Linked DNA regions of Mus musculus: all the other regions are linked to region 2. A link is a loop called in an ENCODE intact Hi-C map of the cell type or tissue named here. Cell type or tissue: gastrocnemius. All regions are shown on one strand.

Region 1 (8,000 bases), 180 kb after region 2:
GTGGCTTTGGTCTCTAGGTCTAAGAGAATGTATTCTTTATCTCTCCATCTTCCACCCTGATGAGCAAAGGATTTTACACTAAAGAACTCCCATGTTTCATAGATAAGAATCTGTAAGGTTTTTATGAAATAACAATATTGAACATTGTAGGACCATGAAAGGTAGCCTGGTTCCTGGTTGAGCTAAGATTGGAAACTCTAGTGACCTGAGGAACAGCAGGTGTTTTGCCTGGTTCCCAGACACTGGGCTCCTGACATGAGGTTGCAGCCCTCCATAGATTTGTGGCCATCAGTCATGTAAGGGTAATGCCCCAAGCCCCTCCACAGGTAGAGGACATGACCATAGGTCATGTAACCTCAAGACAGATCCATTTATTAGTAATGTGATCATAATGTGATCATAGCTTCATGTTTTTTAATCTTCAGTTTTCTCACACTTGAGTGGACCAGCTGAAACTGAATAATCTCTCTGGCTCTGGGCTCTGAACTTCAAGTAAAGTCAAATCCCCTTGAATCCCATCAATTGTAAGGACTCTATCCAATTTCTGTAGTAAGGTACTGTTAAACAAAATATTAATGGTGCTTCACAGATATGTTTGGTTAAACAAAATATTAATGGTGCTTCTTAGCCTTTTTAAAACCAGCACTGTGAACAAAAATCTACATATGAATATGGCATAATTCCAATTTTATAGTGATTTATTTTACCCTCTTTGAGCCTTTTCTGAGTTCCATAATTATGTTTATAATTTACTTGCCATTCAAATTTTACCCAACCAATCTAGGAATAGAAATCTCTCAATAACATTATGTAGGTAACAAAATTTTCATCTACAAATTGGCTTTTAGTTTTACTAAATTCACACCAGTTTTCATAAAAATATGTATCATACAAAAACCTATCTAAGTCAATAGCCACATAGCTTTTTTAAGATTGTCTAAAATAAAGACAAGGTGCTGGGAATCTCAGAATTTAGAAGATGGAGGTAGAAGGTTTCTAAGTTCAAGACTAACCCCAGTAGGTTAAACATAGAATTCAAGTCTAGCCTCTATACTACATAGTGAAACTCTGCCAGAAACAAACAACGAAGTTCACTAAAATTAATGAGATTCGGAAGGATCTGACTTCAGGAATAGACCTGCCATAACAAGCAAGATTAAAAAGTTCTGGAAGATAATATGCCCAAATGTGACCCATTTAAATGGAAGTTGCTTCCAGCCTTCTATTAGTATAATCTATAGCTTAGGGCCCTAGAATCATAATAAGAACAACAAATCCTATATATCCACTTCACAGATCTTGTACCAAAACACCTTCAGATTACCCTGGAAAACAAGTGTCCCCTGAAAACATGGGTCCTGTGGGATCTGATGACTTTCTTCAAAGGTCTCGTACCAGTCCTGTCAGTAGTGCCTCATTGACTTGGTTCCAGTGCATGAGACAAAGGTCAGGAAGGTGCAGACATGACATAAGTGATGCAAATCACCAAGGGAAAATGTCACAGACCTGAATCAAAGCCAAGATGTCCACACATGCAGCCTGCAATGAGTCAATGCCCAGAGTGATCTGATACAGCACGCTGAATGTTAGAGATACGGCTGAAAGAGTACAGTATAAGATCTTCATTTGAAATCAGAGGAAACTGAAGCCAAATAAGGTTAGGTGACTTATGTAGGGCTCTAGAACTGAGTAGTGACATTGCCCAAAATTGAAGCACCAGGATCCTGCCCATGCATCTAACCCCATACCAGCCACCCACTACTCCATGCAGAGAAAGCCAATACCAAGTGCTGAACGGAATGGGCTCATACAATACACATGTCCTGCAGCAAGCCCTTGACTCTGGATTCTATTGGAAACTTGAAAATATCCCCATTAATCACAGATATTAAGATCTGTACTCAGAACAACATCTTGCTCCAAATGTGTACATTTGAAAGACCAAGACAGAAAACCCCCAGGACCTCCAAATCTCAAAGCAGAGAGCCCAGAACAGATGGAAAAGCAGACCTCTGTCACCAACAGAAAATAAAACTGTGGGTTTTTTTTTTTTTTTTTTTTTCTGAAAAGGAGTGGACTTGGCTGGAATCCAGTCAGGGTGGAGTGGGAAGAGTCCACATCTAAGGGTGTTAGCTCATTCTTGTACATCATCTGCCAAGATTCAGAGGAGAGGAAATCCCCGGGAAGCTCAGCGAAGGAAGGCTGGGGGAGGGGTGTTGTTTAAAGATTTAATTGAAGATGCCTGTGTGTACTTCTTCCCTCTCCAATATCCACTCATGTAACATTAACCATAATAATAATAATAATAATAATAATGATAATGATAATGATAACAAATCTGTCCTGCAATCTTTCTCAAAGGAAATCATTATTAAGCGACCCTTGTTTGCACACTTTATATTACATAAAGATTTATAGCGTTTCTTCCAAACAAATTCTCCTGTGGGGTTATTTTCAGATGTACAGGTCAAACTAGTCCTGGCCACGCCTCTAAAATCTGGCTGCAACTCAGATTCCATTCTACATGATTAGACAGTGAACTGAATGCATGAACAGCTACATATGTACACCCCAGAGAGAGGGAAAGGACGTTACCCACACGCACTCTCCCATGGGGCCTGAACTACCTAAGGCACAAGTACTTAGGGGATGCATCACTGACTTTCTGTTTGAGGCAGGGATTAATCCTCTAACTCTGTCATAGCGCTTACTGGTTAAAAAAAAAATCAGTAAAAAATTAAAATGTCTTGGGCTTTGCTCTCATGAAAATTGCAGCCCAAACTGGATACCTGGGGGCAAGCAATTGTCCCTTCCAAAACACACACACTAAAAAAAAAAAAAAAAAAAAAAAAAAAAAGGATGAAGTTCATAAAATAGACAGGCAGGTATCCAGTCACAGCACATGATATTTATGTACGGACCCACAATGGGACTTAAGATGAAAACCTTTTCAGTTATTTAGAACCCATGAACTTCAAGCCAGATGACTTCTCTTACACTTGCATCTTCTCACCGACTTTTCTAGGAAGTCCAAAGACTCTTCTCCTATCTAGGAGCCATGATCTTTGACTTGTTACCTCAACACAAGCAGGGGAGACAGGGGTTCTTCTTCTGTACTGCAAATTTCCCCTGGATAGCCAGTGTTTGTTCTCCCACTCCTAGAGTGTGGAAACCCCAAGGAGAAAGGCGAGAACAGGAAGGCTGTGAGCCCCACCTGTCGGTAAATACCTGTTACTTCATCCCAGTATCTCTGGGAGGTGACATGCACAAGGTTTCTTGTCAAATATTCCATGCCAAGAGTTTTCTATTTAAATCCTAGTTTAAGATGTGTTATTTCAAGATGTGTGCTGTGTCAGTCCAGCAAAGGGTCCTTAAATCTGTTTTCTTGGTAAAATCATAATGGTTTTAGGCAACATGGGGAACTGGTGATATCATTTTCTAGATTCAACACACAACCATCTCCCTCCCACATTTTAAACAAACATTTGTATCTTTCGGGACATTCTACAGTGAACATATTGCTGGCCACCTTTTCCAGCACCCAGATGATGTGTAAATAGAGTGGTCACTTAACTTGATGTGACTTAAGAGGTGTTAAGATGGCTCTTGGATTTTAAAAAACCTACCTTCTTGGGTATGTGTGTTGTTTGAAGTCACCTCCTTAGAGAAAACAAATCTGGCTCACTGGGATTAATTTTTTATCTACACAAAGAGTCTTTAGAGGGAACACATATGTTCTAGGAGAACGAGGCTTAAGCTATTAACAAGTATTAGCCCGTTACTATGGTTGAGAATATATTGGGGTATCACACTAGATCTCAATATTTGCACAGTTCCTTTACGTTACTAGGATAGAAGGAGAGCAGGCAGTGGTAACAAAGTACTGACTTGGGGCATTTGGATTGAGTGTGGGAAGGGACCGTCTGGAGCTGACAGTACTGCTGCCACAAGGTAATGCCAAATGGGGCAATAGAAGTCTTCAGGTGCTAGGCATCTCAGCTCTACAAAGGATGGACCCTGAAGTATGGATGCTCCTGAGGAGCAAAACACGCTTCCACTTACATGCCTATCACCCACTCTGGATCTTCTCTCTCTAATACCTCCGAACAGATGTATTTCACACAGTAGAAATGACAGAAACTGCCAAGCATAGTTTGGTCTTTGGTGTTTAATAAGTGTTCATGGATTATTGAGTGTGTCTTGTTTGTTTATCAAGGTATTCGTTTCTCTTTGTTCTAACAAAACCACGCAGTATTTTAAAAAATGCATTAGAAACAAGGTTATCAGAAATAGAACTGAGAATGGAAATTTAAACAGAAAGGAGATGGGAGAGTTCTTGCCAGTCAAATCAGCATGCTCTTTCTCAGCAGAAAAATCACAGAAATGTGGGCTGAGAAGGGTGAGCCTCCCAAAGGGGTAAAAAAAAAGGAGGGCAACTAAGAATGGAATGCCATCCTCCATCCACAGCTCAAGGCCCACAAAAGCATTTCATCACCTGGTAACTTCACCTCATAGCTCAATGAGCTGATGTACCTAGATTCCCCAAGTCTAAGGTCATTGTCATTAAAACATCCACACTATAGTTAAAAAATAAAAGTTACACTATGAAAATTGAAGTGAGATAAGTATGTGAAAGTTCTTTATAAACTGAGAAGCAGAGACAAATATTTATATATATATATATATATATATATATAAAAACCTCTTATCTGGGCTGAAATGAAGTCTACAAATACACCAGTGACTGCAAATATTTATTAAGTACCTTTCAGATATAAAAAGTACTCCCTAGGCCAAAAAGAGAAATGACCACTCAGTTAAAAGTGGCTCTGTAGTAATCTACATATGAGCACAAAGCAATCATGTTCAAACAAGTCCTTAATCTCATAAAAGAATCAGATAACAGGAGTTATTCTTTTCCCAAACCTAGGCTCTTTATCTTGATGTTATTATCACTGTGTTAACACACATTTTAAAAGCAAGTGAGCACTTCTACTGGGCCTTTCCTTTCCCCTTGTCTGCTTAGGGGAGTAGAGGTCCAATCTCTAAGTGCTGATATTTCTTTCTTTCTTCGTGAGTGGTCAGATGCCTCAGCCCTTAAATAGAAAAAGATGTTCATGCCATATAAAACCAGAATCATCTTGTAAATGGGGCATTGCCAACAGGCATGATCTGCCCAGCAGAACAGATGTGGCAGATAGAGAGGATCCTCACTACCAACAGATTGTGTGTTTGCAAAGGTTTCTACCTGCTAAAATGCACATGTAACCCTTAAACCAGTATTGAATGTATGCTCACAGTTGTTTGTGGACAGGGAGGGGTGACTCAGTGAAAGATTGGATGCTTTCAATGCCCACCTTCCTAGCTAATGTTGAACAAAACGAGACCCTGTCCCTTTCAACCCTTAGACTGCAACCAAGATCTTTATCATGTGATTAGGGTCTCTATTAGTATGCCTTTGTGGTGATTTCAAAGGATCTATGAATGTACTACTGTTGGGCTATATGCTATCTCTACTGATAAGGTTAAGATGTGCCTTATGGAGGCAAAGAAAACGTGAAATTAGAGGAATGTTTGGACATGAACAACAATATATCAGCCAATATTTAACATTAATGAACCAACAATGTATACTAAGTAAGGTGTCTTTGAAGAGAAATACGCATAAGAAAAGATGATACACTGGTCTGCTGATGAAAATACCGCCAGAGGTTAAGAGGAAGTCAACTGCTTCACCCAGAAAGAATGGTTGAATATTCAACAACGTGGATTAACTGAAAATTTGTAGATGTTTACTACTCTCTGAAATAAGGATCAACAGAATTAGATTCCATGATCCACAAGACCAAGAAACACATATTTAATTGCCCTGGGGTCACGCAGCCAGCTAGAAGCAGGAGAAGCGTCACCGCAGATGCATTCCTTCCCGAGTCCAGCAATCACCTCTCCTCCTTTTCCAAGTGCAGTGTGGCCTTGCTTTTCTGCATGGTATAGGTACAGGGATTTAACTAAGATTCTTGTTACTAATAAAGTATTGTCTTCGAAGGGCTTAAATCAGGCCTAAATTGAAACAACAAAGTCAAAAAAAGAAAAGATACATAACAGCTGAATTCAAGAAAAGATACATAACAGTTGAATTCCCTTTATAGAACTTTGTTCCTGAAGGCTGGTGAGTACAAGCTCCATGCAGAGGAGGTAAGGCTAAGCTTTACTGAACGTTGCCTCTGTGCCAGGTAAATCGAGCCAGTCTCCAGACTTCATCTCACCTGCTAAGAAATCAGTGTGGGTTTTAGCAATTTAATTTGACTTTTACCCTTTAAACCGGGTGTCTTTATATGTAAAGAAAGATGCTTAATAAATAGGAAGCAACTCTATAAGGAATAGTGGTACAGACTAAAAACTTAGCTGGCTTTTTCCTATTAAAATAATTATTAGTATAAATAAATAAATAAATCCAAAATGTTGATGCTATAAATTTCTGGAAAATGTGTAGAACAATCTAAAATCTTCATACCTTTCTATTAAGAAACTGTTATAGCCACTTGGGAAAAGTTGACATTTTCCTTAAGGTTGAACATTTACTTAATATATGACAAAACGCTCTCTACCATATTTACTGAAAAAAAAAGTGAAACTAGTTTTTGGCACACATGCCCATGAGCAAAACTTAGAGACCATTTATTCATTTTTGCTTAAAGCAGGAAAAAGGCCCAAATAATCCATTTATCATTGGGGAGGTAAGCACAAAATGAACTAGAAGAAAGTATTAATGCCTATGACTACATGATAATATTTAAAACTCTGTTAAGAAGGAAAAAATAGATGAAAGGGCTATTTACTACACACTTCTGTAGAGCAGAAACTAGAGCAGCATTTCCTAGGGGTTGTGGTGGAGGAAGATTACTGACCACAGTGCACAATGGAACGCTCTGAGGGCATGCAAGTGTTTGACGTCTTGATTAACTGTGACAAGCTACAAATGTGTTCAGATTGGATCGAGCAGACAATTAGGAAACAAGACCCCTTTAACCATTTGTTTAAATTTTGGAAGATAAAAAGTCATGCTTTGCTTGTTTTTCACAATAATGAATAGCATGAGTACTTACGGATTCGCTGAGAGTAATGCTAAAATGAGGTGTGTTTAGCTGCAGGGTGCAACATGGGATGGTAGCCCTAGTTCAGACAGCCAAATCTGACCAACGTGCTGTTTGAGACCCTGGTTTGCTAGGAGACCCCACGTAAGACAAAGACATTCACTTGTTCTGTAAGATGTTATTAATTTTTACTCTACTAATCTGAAGATTATGTAATACTTTTATACTCCAAGCATTAATAGCACTATGCAGAATTTCTTTTAAGGCATTGTTATGCTTACCTTGTCTTAGAAAAAGACAGGAAAAGATAAAGATATTGAGAAATTGAAAGTATTTACATTTAACTGTAAATGAAAACCTTTCATCTTTTGGAGGCCGTTCCTATTTTGTTATATTGAAATTCAACTTTAGATAACAAAAATCAGAGCTTAAATGCCACGGCTTAAAAGACATTATGGAGGAAGGGTTGAGGACAGGAGAATCTAACAACCATCAAAAAGATAAGATATAGCTGTCTCCTGAGAGGCCCTGCCAGAGCCTTACAAATACAGAGTTGGATGCTTGAAGCCAACCATTAGACTGAGCACAGGGTCCCCAATGGAGGAGTTAGAGAAAGGACTGAAGGAGCTGAAGGGGTTTGTAACCCCATAGGAAGAACAACAATATCAACCAACCAGAACCCACCCCCCACCCCCAGGGACTAAGCCACCCACCAAGGAGTACACATGGCTCCAGATGTATATGTAGCAGAGGATGGCCTTGCCAGGCATCAATGGGAGGAGAGGTCCTTGGTTCTTTGAAGGCTCGATAGATGCCCCAGTGTAGGGGAATTGAGGGTGGGGAGGCAGGAGTGGGTGGGTGGGTGGAGGAACACCCTCATAGAAGCATGGGGATGGGGGGTAGGAT
Region 2 (8,000 bases):
TGTTGCTGGCGGGGCCCTCACCAAGTGGATTTTTGGGTTTCACCTGGAATTCATAGCTGTATAAGGAGAAATAAAAATAATAGTAGTATATTATTGAGGGGTATAAGGAACAACACTCTCTTACTATACTAAGTCCTGTCTCTTTGAAATGACCATCTAAGGTTTTACTTTCTAAATCTTGCCTAATGTTTCAGATGAGAAAATCGAAAAGTTGGCTGTCTTAAGATAACAAATGGGTAGAAGTTAAGCAGGCAAGTTTGCAATGGATACATAGGAAAGATTCGTGCTGACCCGCACTGATTCTAGCACCACCGAGGACCCTCCTTTTGCTTCAGCTGTCATGTTGAGGGCTTTGCTGCTCCCCCTCATCCCCACCATGATCCAGCAAAGCTGCCCTCCTGCCCTTCATCGTGGTGTCTGAATCACAGCAGACGGTGCCAACAGGCGGTTTCTGAGTGCACAGTATTGTCCCACCTCTGCTACTGAAAATCAAGACGAGGTTGCAATGAGTCGGTTACCAGGATGAGTTCAGTGACCACTGTTTTTGAGAGTTAATAACTCGTTGCAAGAATGGATACACATGAGAGTTTCTTTACAAGGTTGGATGTGTCTCCTGGAACTCGGGTCTGGTCAGGTCTGATACAGATCACAGGAAGCCACGGGTCTAGAAAATGGGCCCACTGATAGCCTAAGCATGAGCACAAAGCTGAGACTTGGTTCTCCCCAACTCACTAAGCCAGGCTCATCGTATTTTTTTTTAAAGAGGCAGTCAATTAATTGTGCAGTAATTGACAGATCTTATGCACAAGTTCTATAAGCTGCAAATCCTACTGAGAAACCCACAGCAGCAAAGTCTATCATTTGAACCGGAATTCTTCAGCAGAGGACTTAGCAGCAAAGTGTAAGGAGCATGTATGTGTCAGCTGATGGTGTTTGTGATCTATGCGAGGTTTTTGGAAAATAATTCTTAACTTTGAGAAGTTTGCAACAAAGAAGAATACACGCCACACAAGGTAGGTATTTTATAAGCAAGTGAGAAGCAGGAGGATGACTGTTCTCAGTTTGTTACAGAGGGTGCTAAAAAGAAAAAAAGTGGGGTTGGTGGGGGAAATCCTTGGAGTTCCTTAACTACTTATAGATCACTGTTGGAGTCTAGTACGACAGACTCCAGTGTTCAAAGGATAGGATCCACTTTTTTAAAGTCCCTACTCTATATCATAACCATTATGCATATATAAAGTATAGCGCACAAACCCCATGAAGTTTCATCTCCCCAAAGGTTCATCTCAGAACAGTGAAGCTCATGACTATTACAATACGTCCTTCATTTTTTCAGACTTGAAACATTTATGAAATAGAAATTAAAATGTACCTTTTAATTCTTAAAATTTTACCTCTTAATCTTTGAAAGCATTTTGAAAGCTAAAGAACTGATGTAAGGTTCTGTGCCAATTGCCATAGGAAAGATCTGGTCTGGGAAGAGGACTCCAGGTAAAGTAAGTGCCATGCAAGTGTGAGAACCAGAGTCCAGATCCCTGGAACCTGTATCCAGCAGGGTAGTTGCAAGCCCAAATCCAGTGCTCCCATAGCTTAGTGGGGAGTGAGAACCGCAATCTCCAGAAATCCACGGGCCAGCTTGCATGGCTACTATGTAGCGGGACACAACAAAGGTTAAAGCAAGGCCCAAGACTCAAGGCTGCCCTCTGCTCTCCATCATGCTCCACCGCGTGCACACATGCCACCTGCATTGGCCATTTACCATTTACTTAACTCACATACATGGGGCATTCCAAAGGCTTGTGGCCCCAAACAGTCCCAATAGTAACATAAAACCTCACAAAGCTGGTGAGCTGGTTATGGGAGGTAGAGGAGCAAGAACTCACTGGCATACGCTGTTTGATTCAAGTAGGAATGTATGTCACACCCATTCTAGACCACTGCCAGCCAACCTATGCCTTGGCCAAGGCTGACCACTTGACTCTTCTGTGTCACTTCACTTCATTTTAGCTACTTACACCTGAGCGCCACTTCTAGAATGGCCACAAGTCTCTATAACTAACTTTTTCTGAAGAGTTTTTCCAATTTGATGCAAGTTTGGAAAAATGATTTTAAACTGTTTAGCAACATGAGGGCATTTCTTGGCTGATTAAGCCCAGTATAAACAAAAATTTGTGCTGGCAAAATCTTTCCCTGAAAGCATATTTTGTCACATGAATAACACCATAGGCCTCTAAGAGGAAAGTCTCAAAAGGTGATTGTATATAATTATATATAACAAATATATATATAGGTGTTACCTAACAAAATTATTTAGGGAAAATACATAAACATTTAGAAGATAAAGTTAACAGATACTAGAACTAAAAGTCAAAGTTACAAAATAAGAAAATTGGATTTTTGTAGAGCACCCAGCTGACAGGAAACTATAAACTAGGGGCATCAGACCTAGAAACTGTGAGAAATTTCCCAGAACTTAAAGATGGAAGTTTTCAGATTAAAGAGACCTACTCTGTGTCCAACAAGATGAGAAAAGAAAAAGGATTAATACAAATTTCAGATTTTCAGAGTCCCAAAGTATAATGACAGAAAGTCCCAAAACCGTGAGAATGAAATAATGGTCCCTGTTGGAGGAACCAGAATCAGAATGTATTTTAACTGCCCGGCGGGACCGGAAGTTAAGGGAAAGCATCAAGAGACCATTAGAAGATCTTTATTTTATCATCATTCCACTTCAAATCCATTCAGCTAAACAACAGGATCAACGGAAAACGAACTTAGAGAAAGATACGTGGCTTGTACCATTTCTCAAATATTTTGTTCTTAAGGAAGCCACAGAGTAAGGGCTGGTGGCAAGAATTTGTTGTATCCAAGGGCTCAGAAGACTATCCTAAAGGAAAGGGATAGTGGAGGGCAAGATTTAAAGCCAATAGTTTTGAGGACAACTGTAAAACTTGGCATATAAATTAAAAATTTTATCAATTTCTGTAATAAAAACAAAATGGTTCCAGAGAGTATGGTCTGCAGTTGCTGAGCTAATCTGTCAAAGGCAAAATGTTCACCTCTAGGAGCTACCCTCTGCAGTAAGGTGTGGAGTAAAGCCTGCGGCTCTGGTGGAGTAGACACCTCCTTCACTCCTGTCCCCTGCCACCCTGCCCCCAGGATTTCACTATAACCTTGTTTTGGTGTAAACTTTAGAGCCAAGTTACAGCTTCCACTCTATATTTTAGATACATGACTAATACTGTTTAAAAAAAAAAACAAAAAAACAAGGTTACCAAAATTCTCAAACCTAAAGAAAACTGCTGCTTACAAAATGACTCTTTATACAGAAACAGTCAGTGGCTCGCTGTTGGTTTGGACTGTATGTCTATTAGCTCATATTACTCCTGCTGCGGTCTTCAAGTGCTGGAGATCTGTTTAGGTGAGTTTTCTGTCAGAGGATGAGAATCGGGAAAAGTGGAATGAGAGAATAAGGTTACTCAAAGGGCAATAAAGAGACAGTTTGTGACCTCACATCACAGGCCGCAGCATTTCAGGAAACTTAGCAACATGTGGTGTCATTCATTGTGGAACATTATGAATACAGGTAAAAAGCTAGGGGACAGTGGAGGAGACATAGGGTGTCTTACATGACTGTTGTCACCTAAAATCTACACAACACATCCACGCCTCAGTGTTTAGGAACAGAACCATGGTGCTGAGCAGATGCATGCAAGCTCAAGTGCATGCATGTATGCATGCATGCAAATACAGAAACACAAAAGCCCCAATTTTTAGCGCTAAAACCTGCACAGTGGTGCATACCTGTAACCCCAGCCACATTAAAGATGAAGTAGTATCCCAAATTTGAGGCCAGCCTGGGCAAACTACCAACCCATCTCAAAAGGAAGGGAAAGGAAGAGAAAGTGAAAGGATGGAGGTGGAGGAGGAGGAAAAAAGTGACAGTGAAAACAGACTCAGAAGTCATGGAGGATTGTAACCTTGCTACCCATTATGCCTCAATGCCTCTAACAAGGAAGGGATTATCTGCCCACACCTACAATTAAACTAAATAAAATGCCTGATGCATTGGCACCTCATTTTACTCTCTACCCAAGCCATAGATGGTGTTGCAAAGTAAATGCAGAATTTGCAGAGACCCGAATTTCACATAAACCTTCTGTTCTGGGCATGACTATTCCACACATCTGTTTCTTTGAGCGAGCCAAATTTACAGTTTATAAGAAGTTAATGTCTGCATTGTGGCTAACCATCAGTGCCAATGTTTTATCAGTTCAACATAAACAAGAGTCCCAGTCACACTACTACTTCAGCAGGTTTTAGTCTCAGAGAAAAACTGTTCCTGAATGCGCCCCAGCCCACAGATGCCAATAAAGTACTTGAATCGATGAAGTGACTTTGATTTATCTTAATTACCAGAGTGCATTTTCCATAGGAAATTGTTGGACCACGTAAGTCTGGCTCACACAGTGGACTTGGTTTTTCAGTTGAGTAAGGGGAGAAGTACGATTTTTGCAACAGATGGAGCCTTTTCAGCCAGAGTGGTCATGCGTGTCCATCTTCATTACCAACCAGTTCATCAGGAAGAGCTAATCCCATCAACATATTACCAAATAAGGAGTTACCAGTTCATCTGAAGGCAGACTGAGAGTCAAAGACAAGCTGCTGACTGAGACCATTCACTATGGACGGATCTGGATCTGAGTTTATTCTCACTGGTTCTGCATAGTGTTGGCTATCTCAGAATTATGTGCCAGACCCCAAGGGGGTCTAAGCCACATTGCCGGGCCCTATCAGTACTGGTGCCAGATTGATCATTCAAGATATTATCAGCTTTCCTATTTCTAGAATTAAGTATAATTGTTGGTCTGACAGACACAATGGCTTGCTTTCAGTAGAGGCTCTATCTACACGTACTTTGAATTCACCAAGAGCTATAATGCTGCCTAGAAGAGAAAGGACTGTTACTCTGGCCAACTTCAGGAAAGGAGATTTGATAGGGGAAAGTAAGAAGTGTTAGGGAGTGGGCTACAATACTGATTGTGGTGGTTAAATGAGAATGCCCCCACCCCATATGTTCATATATTTAAATTCACAGTCCCTAGTTGACAGAACTGTTTGGGAAGGATTAGGGACTGTGAACTTGTTTGAGGAGATAGGTCACTGGCTTTGGGCTCTGAGGTTTCGAAAGACTCCTGGTATTCCCAGTTAGTTCTATCTTCTACTTGTGGATAAAGATGTCAGCTCTCATCCAATGCTACAGTACCATGCCTGCTTGCTTGCTGTCATGCCCCTTGCTGTTATGGTCACGGATGCTAGCCCTCTGAAACTGTGAGCCCCCAATAAACTCGTTCTATAGATTGCCTTGGTCTGACACAGCAATGGAGAAGTAACTAAGATGCTGAGACAACTAATATCAACATTCCCACAATTCTCTTTGTTTGTTTTTGTTTTTAGAGGTAGTCAGTGGGACGGGTTCTCTCCAAAGGAAGAGACAGCATGTGTCTTATCTCTAGACTTTTGCCTCATTCACTTCAAGTGATGACTCCCCATCCCTGTGCACATTTGAGGCCATAACACCTTGCAGCAGCAGGCTGTGGCTATGAGGTACCAGCCCAGAGATAGGAACATCTGACACCAGGTATGGCATCTCATCAGCAAGACAGCTGCTGGTTGTCCCACTACTGCAAATAGAACATTGAGCTCCTGCATAGTAGACTGGAACATGGGTAAGTAATTGAGAACAAGAACAGACTCGGATGTGAAAGAATATGTGTGTGGTCCAACAGTACTTAGCTTCTGGAATCTAAATACTTAAGCTTCCCCTTTATACTTTCTCTCTGGTTCACTCTTCTACACTATTCCACCCAAGGGATGGATACACATTAGCTACTAGATAGTCCCAGTTTCCAGATTTCACATTCTAAAAATCAGGGGAAATATTAGAAAAATCACTAAAATGCAGTATGCACATGCGTCCTTATAGTGTAACTCAGTAAATCACCCCAAAGTCACTTTTTGTTATTCTTACAAGAAACCCTGGGGGAAATTCTAAATTACAGTTGAGTTTGCTTCTGTTCGTTGACAAGTACTGCGCTATACTCTTGGCGACACTTCCTTACAACCATCACCATCTGACGCTTTTCTAGTTGTCCTTCAAGCTCCAGCCCAACTTGCACCTCTTCCCTTTTCCAGGCTTTGTGGAGTGTTGTGCCTCGGCCACACCAGCACTTTCACAGGCCACTTCCAGACCTCTGGCCGGGCTGTGTAGAACGCTTACTGATTAGCCTTCCTGCTAGTCTTGAGCTCACAGGCAGACACCACACGGGTTCCCAATTGTAGCTCCAGCAAACAAAACTGGGCTTCAAATGTCCCTGAAAAAAAACTGCTCTCCATTTAGATCATGAGCAATAGGTGCACTGTGAGAAGCCGTGAGGGCAGCTTGACTCGGAAAAGGAACACAGTGTACATTTGCAAAGCAGATGCCTTTCCATGAATATAGTGTTCAATGCCACTCACATTATAAAATGGAAAGAAAGCAGGCAACTAGAGAACGTTTTGCAAGCATAGACCTACCTACTAAAAAGGTCCAATGAAATGTTTTTCTAATCTTCCCTTAAAATCTATTATGGCTAAAAAAAAAAAATGGGTTTCTTTTCTCTCAATCTTGCTAAGGAAACAGAATCAAGATCAACTGGGCTTTAACTGAAAAATATGCGTATGTTGGCTAACTTAAACCTTTCATGATTATGAACAGTGGGAAAATGTTCCATATTACATCTCAAAACAGAGCACTTTAAAAAATCATATTTGTGAAAGAAATATATTATTTTCTACAGTAAAGGCCTAAAGATTATACATAGTTAACTTCAATTAGCTAGCTGTTTATTTTCTTCTAAATGATTGTTAGAGTGTCCCTTTGGCCAGAATCCAAACAGGCTCATTCTCACATCCCTACCCATCCTCTCCACAGGGAGACGAGAATAGAGAGGTTGAAGAATGGAAGCTTGGGGGGCAAAGGCAACCTAGGACCCTTTCTACAACTAATCAGAAATGTCCAAGGGCCTTTTTTTTCAGTAATAAAATGGATTGATATTTTGGAATAAAAAGAAATAATATAACTATACTGAAAAAAATGAATAGTCTCATGTTAATGTATAATAAACCATAAAATATGCAGATGATTGCCAAAATTCTATTCTCCTTCTCAGTGTCAAGTCTCCAAAGCAAAGGGATGCTGTACCTATGTGGAATATTTGGAAAGGATTAGGAGGTGTGGCCTTGTGGGAGAAGCATGGCCTTATGGGGGGAGGTGTGTCACTCAGGGTGGGACTTGATAGCTTGCTGTTAAGATATAAACTCTCAGCTCCTGCACCAGCATTGTGCCTGCCTGCTGTCATACTTCCCACCATGATGGCCATTCCCTCTGAAATGGGAAGCAAGACTCCAATTAAATGCTTTTCCTTTATAAGTTGCTTTGGTCATGTTATTTCATCACAACAATAGAACAATAACTAATACAACCTGGGCCCAGGAGATAAAATATTTGTCTGTGTTTTGTCAAGGAGTTTTCATTCTTTGTTTAACCCCTTTCAGCATCCGAGTCAAAACTTCGAGTTAATTTCTGCCGTGCATACTCCATTTTTACTAGCTCACAGATTTTTCTAAATTTTCATATTTAAAACCAATATTTGCAATTAATGGCCTATTTTTATGCAGACATTTATTCTGTTAATTTATAAGGCTGTCTTATTAGCCCTTTTATCCCTAATGAGAATATTTTGAAAATGTGATATGAGTTATTCAGAATCATATTAAAGAAATCCCGAATTAAAATAAGATCCTTTAAATAAGGCATTGTCCTTTGGCGGTGGCGCAGTTTCTGCAATCTCAGAATTCATCTGCAATAGCACTGGGCCTTACCTTGTATCTGGTTTCAGGTTTTCTACTGTAGAGAACGTTTGATTGGTAATTTGAATGGACTTGTTCTTCCCACTGAA
Region 3 (8,000 bases), 490 kb after region 2:
GTCATTAAGTTCAGAAATTAATGTAAAATATTTTAACAACAAAAAGATAAGAAAAACAAGGATTCATTCACTGTGAAATTAATTATAAAAATAAGAAATACATAGGTTCCTATATATGCTTGTACTATGTGGCTTTTTTTCTTCTTTTTATCTTAGTCAATTGAAAATTTACAATGCACAAAATAAAAATTCATGTATAATTATGTAAAATTTCACTTGCCAGTTAAGATATAATTACAAAATACTTTATATTTTATTTTTAAAAAGAGAGCAGAATAAAAGTGTTAGTGATTCTGTACAGCTAAGAAGGAAGGAGAACGCAAGGATGAGGGCAAACAGGCTGGAACAAGATAGGATGGCTCTATGACAAGTTGAGACATTTCATTTCATTTTTAAAGAAGTTTAAAACTTTTATAGGCACTACCTGACTAAAAAACTCTTTAAAGCAAAATAACAACAACAAAAATTTGCTTTTTAAAATTGGGTCTTCTGGGGCTAGAGAGATGGCTCAGAGATTAAGAACACTGGCTGTTCTTCCGGAGGTCCTGAGTTCATTTCTCAGCAACCACATGGTGGCTCACACCCATCTGTAACGGAATCTGACGCCCTCTTCTGGTGTGTCTGAAGACAGCTACAGTGTACTCACATACATAAAATAAGTAAGTAATTTTTTTTTTTTAAATTGTGTCTTCTCTACAAATAATCTCTGGCCACTAGCAAGCTTTTCACTGTCTGTTGTTTTTCACTATCCTGTTTTAACAAGCCTGGACCCTTTAGGCTGAGCTTAAAGAAACACTTCCAGAGAAACTCTGCAGTTGTGTACAGTACCACCACCAGGGAAGTGGGACCAGGCTGTAATAATAAGCTAAACAGGAGGTCCATGCTCCAGTGAATGCCCTCTCTCCACCCCTGCATCCATATTTACATGGGAAGCACTAATTAGATCATGGGTGAAGTGGAAACTTCTCATTTCTCTGGAAAGTCAGTTATGTCAAATTATGGTTGGCTGGGGCACACAAGTGGAAGGATGTTTTGCTAAAGCAGACACTTGAAAGAATGTTTTCCTGAAGCAGACACAGGTAAAAGGATGTTTTGCTATAGCAACCACATGAAAAGATGATGTTCAGGAGGAATATAAATGACCTCATAGACAATGGGAGCTCAAGCATTAGTCTGCTTTGCTCTTCCTTGCTATTCTTTGCTACAACAGCCATGTATTGGTTCACCTTGCACTGCATTGCTGAGCTCCGCTTGTGGTGACTCCATAGAGAGAACTTCTCCACCAAAGAACTTCTCAGGAGGTTACTGCGGATTCTTGCCACTTCCAAGGCCTCGGGCCAGTTGGCAAGCTTTGCAGTTTCTTCTGGATTGACCTGCTCTTGCTGGTTTGTGTGTGGTGTCTGCCGAGAGGACTGGACTGCAACTGCTGATTTGTATTTGGTGTTTGCTACCGGACAGAACTGCTGATATCCTGACAACAAAAATTGAATTTGCTCCCAAAGAACTATTTCTAAACAGGTCTACTTAATAAATACAAGTATTATAAAAAGTAATTATTTGCAAGTTGGGTGGTGGTGGTGGTACACATAATTCTAGTATTTGGAAGGCAAAGGCAGGCTGATCTCTGTGAGTTTGAGGCCAGTCTAGTCTACAGATTGAGTTTTGGGACAGTCAAGGCTACACAGAGAAACCCTGTCTCAGGGGTAGAATTTGCTTTCAAAAAAGAAAAAACTTAATTTTTTTGTGTGCCTAGCAAAATGCTGTCACTGGGATAAAATCAGTAAGCAGTTTTCTTCCATAGTTTCTGCTTCAAGCTCCTACCCTGACCCCCTTCCATGAAGGATTGTGGCCTGGACCGATAAGATGAAATAACCTCTTTCATCCAAACTGGTTTGGTCATAATGTTTATCGCAGCAGCAGAAAGCAGACCAGGACTCTGTGCCTACACAGCAAATGCTCTTTTGATGACCATGGAGTTCGTTTTCTTGTGTTGTACTGCGAGCTAAGAGAAGACTGGAGACGGGTATCACTTCCATGAAGCACCTGGAAGCACGAGAGCTTTATGTTTTGGACCTTAGAGTATTTTGCAAATCCATGAGTATATTTTGGGGAAGGGCCTGAATGATGATATTCACTTATGTTTCCCATATACAGTTCATACATAGTCTGAGGTAATTTACATAATACTTTCAGTGTTTTGACTGTCAGTCATCACGTGAGGTCAGGTATGGAATTTTCTACCTGTGGTAAAATGCTGGTGCTCAGAACATTTCATACTTAGCAGCGTTTTGGATTATGGATTTGGAGAACTCTTGTCTTATCTAGTTAAGCTGCTCAACTTGAAGTAACAATATTTCCCTTTTAACGAAAAGATAAGCAAATTAACTGCATATGTGTTAAAATGTGAAGAAAAATGAATTTGAACAACCAATTACGTGGTATATGTAAGACACAATTAAAAATACATTGCTAGCAGTCCTTCATATTTAAGAAAAAAATTACAATTTAATGAATTGAAAACATGTTTAATACAAAATGTTGATATCCTCAAATCATTTCTACATGAATTTAGGAAAACAAATTTTAAACAGTCTCCAAAACATGATGAATGATCATGGTATCTTTGAAAAACACACAAACAAAACAGTTCAGAAATTACAAGATGTCTCACATACCTGCTTTGCAAAATTAGATATACAACACAATTAACAGCCACTTTAAAAAAATTCTCCCCAACACACATAAATTGGGAATGAATTATGCAATTAATAACAATTTTCATGTGAGATCTCCAAAAGCCACGTACCTCAAACAACGCAGAGAGTCAAGATCTGCAGAAGCCGAGGACGCGGAGGCTGACTGACAACCAAGTCACTTGACTGGAAATGAAACTTTCAGACTTCTTGGTTTTATCTTAAATTACATTTGCTTCAAGTGCTTTACATACAGTTATAACTGTAAATCCAAGAGATGATTAAAATAATATTCTAAAACCCATTATTTGAGAAAACAGTATGATTATGTCTCCTTCAGAACATTTCTAAGAGCATAAGGCTCTAAACTGTTTGTTAGGTGACGCTATCATCGACACACAAGTTCAGTACAATTGTTACCTGAACATTTAATCAAATGTTAAGTGCTGAGTATGTGAGATCCACAGAGGATCATATAGCTTTAAAAACAATAACTTAAAAATATAAAAGCAATGAAAAATCTGGCTTTGCACATGAGCAGTGGGTAAACCAAACGATAAAAATCACATATTTGGTTCTAAATAATAAATACAAGTTTAAAGGTATTCTTTGCTAAAATGATGAGGGTATCAATTTTACCTTTTATAGAAACTGTATACACACATTTTGGGGTAACGTAGGAATGAATATTTATATAGCTATGCATCAAATAAACAAAGCTTAGCTACACAGTATTTTAAAACTTATTTGGTATTAAAATTTGTTTCACATTTTATATGAACAGATGAGCTCATTTCTCAGATCCCTATATATATGACATTGAAACAAGTGGAGAAGGAAATTAGAGCAAAGTAGTTGCATTTAGTAATGGAGAATAAGCTGCACTTTGAAAGGGTAATTTTTTAATATTTCTTTTTTTTTTCCCACACTATACAGAAGAGATGCCGTGAATGGCATTTTCTGAAGCCTTGATACTAAGTTATTTTTAAAAAAAAATACACAGTATTCATACTGCATGCTTGAGCTGCAAAGATTAGAATTACAATATGATGTGACTTGTCAACACACCTGACAAGCCCTGGGCTGGCACCAGGGAGGGCCGACCTCCCATCAACACCCAGTCATGTGGAAGTACAGATCACATAGGCTTATTATTTAGGAAAACATTCCCACATTACATATGCTATTGCATAATCCAAGCATATTTAGTCATAAAAATATCATATTTTTGAGATTTTAATTTCTATCTTATAAGTACTTTGTTCATCACCTTCGGCTGGGAGAGCCCAAGGACTCAAACAAGATCGCATGTACATTTCAACAATCTGTGATGTACTGGGAGTTGCTTTCTTCTTTGTAAGCTGACACAGATGCTGGTAAGCGGCTTTCTAGGAAACTTAGGGAGCGGGTGCGTGTGTGCACAGATTAACTAGCAGCTGCCGCCCTTCTGTTGCTGTAAGTGAAGTTTCAAAATGAGCTCTCGAATATCTTCCCGTTTGGTCTTTATTACATGGCGAGGAAACCATTTCTCCAAGTGAATTGGAAGTTCAAAGTTAACAATGGGATCCTAGTAAGAGATAAGGAAAGAATGCAATCAATGTGACATCATGATTGCAAATTTTTAAAATATCCCTTTTATAGGAAACAACAAAAATGCTATCTTTCAAAAAGTAACAGTTTACTGCATACCACAGCAAACCACACCCCGCCACTCACCCCAAGAACACAGTAAGCCTTCAGTTTCGACTAGGTGGCCATGGCTGCCATCTATTTTAGAACAATTTCATTCGATTGCTAACTTTCAAACATTAAAATTAAATAGTCTACTTTGTTACAATGCATGTTTGAGTGATGGTAATTGGTAAAAAATGATTCAGAAAAACCCAGAATTCAGACTAGGTGGAACACATGTTACTATTGCTACACTGTTATGGAGAAAGGCCGGGTAATAAAGAATTCCAGAGTTGGAAGCATGAAAAGTCCCACTAAAGGCTGTCCTTTAGGGGAGAACACAGCTTCCAGAACAACTACGTTTCCATAAGGTTAATTTAGTGGCAAAGTTGAGCTACAACTACAATGTCATTTCTCCTGTTTAACTTGTGTTTAACTGCTCTGGTTGCCATAGAAGGCTACCTTAGACTGTGCTGTGTAAAAGGCTAGCACAATGCCTTGCATCTCAAAGCAGGATAGAAGAACAAACGGGCTGCCGTGGAACATCAGGGTGGACTTACTGACTGACGGTGACCCTAGGGGCCAGTGCCTGAGTGATGGACTGATATTTTTGTTAGAATTTGTATTGCTTTCATTATGGAAATCCAGTAGTTCTTCAAGCCTATAGTGCACAAATGTACAAGATACGGGTTTAGAACTTTTAGCCACCTTCTCCTAGGAATTTTATATTGTGATCCTGTACTTAAAATGTATTCTATTGACTGAGACGACCTTAAATGGAATTAAATAACAAAGTCAGAATATGTCACTAACAAGGCCCACTGCATACTATAAACTTCAAATCAAAATCAACTAGAAAACAATACTAGAGGGTCAAAACTGTCACAATTAATGAAGTTCCAGTGTGGAAGAAAAAGGAGTCTAAGCACAATGTAACAATTACACGATGGTTTCTCTAACCATCTTTTACTATGCAGTGTCATCCCACACCCACACCATTACCCCAACATTAAAAGTCCCAAGTGCAGACAAGAATTCTGTAAATAGACTTCTGGTCAAAGGCCTGTCTTCATAAGAGACGGTGCTAGTGACAGCACTAAGCCTTGGCTCCCTGCCATTTAAAGATCTGTCTTTAATGTTGCTACACGCCAATACAGTGTCTATGGATTAGAAAATAACGGCCATGCTTCTAGTTGTGCTTCTAGTTGTGTTTCCTCAGCTATGGTGCTCTGAGAGACTTAAGTAAATGGGTCTTTTGCATAAGGAATTTTTTTTCTTTTTGTATTTTATCTGCACCACTTCACTAAGCCTCTAGGACTCCAATTATGTAAAAATGAGACCTTAGTCCTATCAAACTTGTTGCTACTATTTCCTTCAAATTATTTAATTCTATATTCTGCTGTATGTAATATGCTACCAGGTGTGTCTAACCTGCAGCCCTGAGGCCACATGAATCCCAGGATACCTATGAATATGACTGTATCTATGTCAAATGGCTGGACATCCCCACAATCCACCTAGTGATGGTTTTATCCTTTTGAGTGAGAGCTTTTCTATGTTTTCTCATCATCTTGCTTCAGCTGCCTAATCACACAGGCATACATGCATGCATTACTACATTAAAAACTCCAAGTAAGTTCTTCATAGATTGTGTATGTTTTCACCTTTAAAATGTTCCTTTGATATCTTCTGTATTTCATGTCTTCACCCATTTTGTTCATCTATGGCTTTCTTGGATTTAACAGAATAATCAAATCATTTTAACCTTTCCAGATTCCCCTATCTAGGTCACTGTGGTCTCCATGTCTTCTCTCCATCTCGCCATGTCCGTGCCTACTTACATTTCCCTGCCTGTCTGTCTGGCAGAGATCTGCAACTGCACATCAGTAACTGTGAATGAAAACTCTGTGTCAGCACACACCTGGAAAAAGCTCTCCACATACTGCAACAAATAGACTCCACAGTCACTGCTGTTATCCTGCTTAGGGACTTTGGGGCACAGGTCGACCATATTGGTTTTACTGAATTCACGGTGCGTTTTTCGTTTCACCTCCCACTCTACCTCCAAATACCTGAAATAATCAATGAGGAAAATGGCTTGAGCAGAAACCTTCATCAGTCAGCAACACTTTCTACAAAGGAAGAAAAATCTCCTTTACAGTATCTACTGCTTTAAATTCAATTTCCAAAGACAGATTTTTCACAATACAACCATAATTTATGAGCCTTCATAAATGCCACTGTGAAGAAAGTGATTTTCAAATAAAAGGTAGAGTTCTCAACAACATCATGTTCACAGTTCAGGAAACAACGTTATTTATATTATGAAGTAAGCCAACACATGGCTTTTAATTTTAATTGTGTTTCTTTCTAGCACGGATATTAAATTACAGAATTCTTCTCTAGTGCCAAACTGGTAAAGCACTTTCTAGCAAAGGTTCTGGCTGTGATTCCTCACGACCTAGATTAGACCCCCAGAACCCACATAGTGGAAAGAGACAACCAACTGTCACAAGTTGTCATCTAACCTCCACACCTAGGTCCAGACCCAAACATCTCTCTCTCTCTCCTCTCTCCTCTCTCTCTCTCTCTCTCTCTCTCTCACACACACACACACACACACACACACACACACACACACACACTAATAGAAATTTACAAGTTTCTACTTTCTTTTCAGGTTTTATTTTGGATACTCACCAATATCTGCAATACTGTTGTATAAAATTATGGTTTTATTCAATTATAAATACAAATTTTGAATTTACCTTTGACAAATCTAAATCCTTCACTATTAACACATAATAAAGGATGTTGTTAGCAATCAGATATCCAGGTTCATGTTATATGTTAAAAATATAATTATTATGCTAGGTAGTGATGGCATACACCTTTAATCCTAATACTCAGGAGGCAGAAACAAGCAGATCTCTGACCTCAAGGCTAGCCTGTTCTACAGAGAAAGTTCCAGGACAGTCTGGACAGGCTACAAAGAAAAACCCTGTCTTGAAAAATGATATGCATATGTAAAAAGGAGATTGACAGTATCATGAGTATACATATATATGTAACCAGAATCTATTATAGTCCAATGCCCTTCAAGGCTGACCTTGAATTCATAGTCCTGTCAGGCTGCAACACTGCCTCTGAGTGTTGGACTGTAGGACAATTTTGCTACCCACCCCCCATCTGCAGGACTTATTAATACTGAAGGTATTTAGTTTTGAGTAATACAGAAGGTAGTTTCAAAAATGCTGAGGTTTTACATAACAGACTGAATGTAAAAGGTGTCATTACTTACTCTCGTAAGTTCTGAACTGTGTTTTGTATAGAAGCAGCTTTCAGGGAGTCTAGTATGAGAATACATGGCCTTTAAAACACAAAGGAAGAAATCAAGATATAGAGATTCATAAAGACGAATACCAAAGTACAAACAAACAAAGAAAACATCCAGGACTGGTGAGATAGTTTAACAGGTAATTGCCTCTAAGTCTCATGGCCTGACTTCAATATTGGGTAGAAGGAAAGAACCGATTCCCAAAAGCTGTCCTAAAACCTTCATATATGTGGATGTGCCATGGAATCTGAAACCCCTCAACAAACACACATTTCTTAAAATGGATGGATGGATGGATG

What was found. Peaks named below come from ENCODE experiments on the same cell type or tissue, not always from the same donor. Only the 100,000 strongest peaks of a DNase experiment are listed, where the experiment ranks them.
Region 1: it touches region 2 in a loop (2.8-fold over the local background); 6 of 42 quality-filtered maps call a loop at or near these places.
Region 3: a loop joins it to region 2, with 2.5 times the contacts of the local background. A loop is called at or near these places in 9 of 42 quality-filtered maps.

What each region holds. Positions count from the first base shown.
Region 1 is chr16:56,495,852-56,503,851 of GRCm38, reverse strand. All of the region lies in intron 1 of Abi3bp (ABI gene family, member 3 (NESH) binding protein), which reads right to left. Among named protein-coding and RNA genes, the nearest start is that of Abi3bp, 22 kb to the right of the region's middle. In gastrocnemius, a CTCF peak has its summit at 3,216; a DNase peak (open chromatin) is centred at 2,141; H3K27ac peaks cover 679 bases.
Region 2 is chr16:56,677,757-56,685,756 of GRCm38, reverse strand. It overlaps Abi3bp (ABI gene family, member 3 (NESH) binding protein), which reads right to left. Exons shown (of 40, transcript NM_001014423.2): 35 at 7,924-8,000; 36 at 1-56. Among named protein-coding and RNA genes, the nearest start is that of Tfg, 36 kb to the left of the region's middle. In gastrocnemius, no CTCF peak of the experiment used is centred here; a DNase peak (open chromatin) is centred at 4,562.
Region 3 is chr16:56,184,495-56,192,494 of GRCm38, reverse strand. It overlaps Senp7 (SUMO1/sentrin specific peptidase 7), which reads right to left. Exons shown (of 24, transcript NM_025483.4): 22 at 7,666-7,734; 23 at 6,286-6,436; 24 at 2,464-4,260. The coding sequence ends at 4,123. Among named protein-coding and RNA genes, the nearest start is that of Impg2, 16 kb to the left of the region's middle. In gastrocnemius, no CTCF peak of the experiment used is centred here; DNase peaks (open chromatin) are centred at 3,795 and 4,097.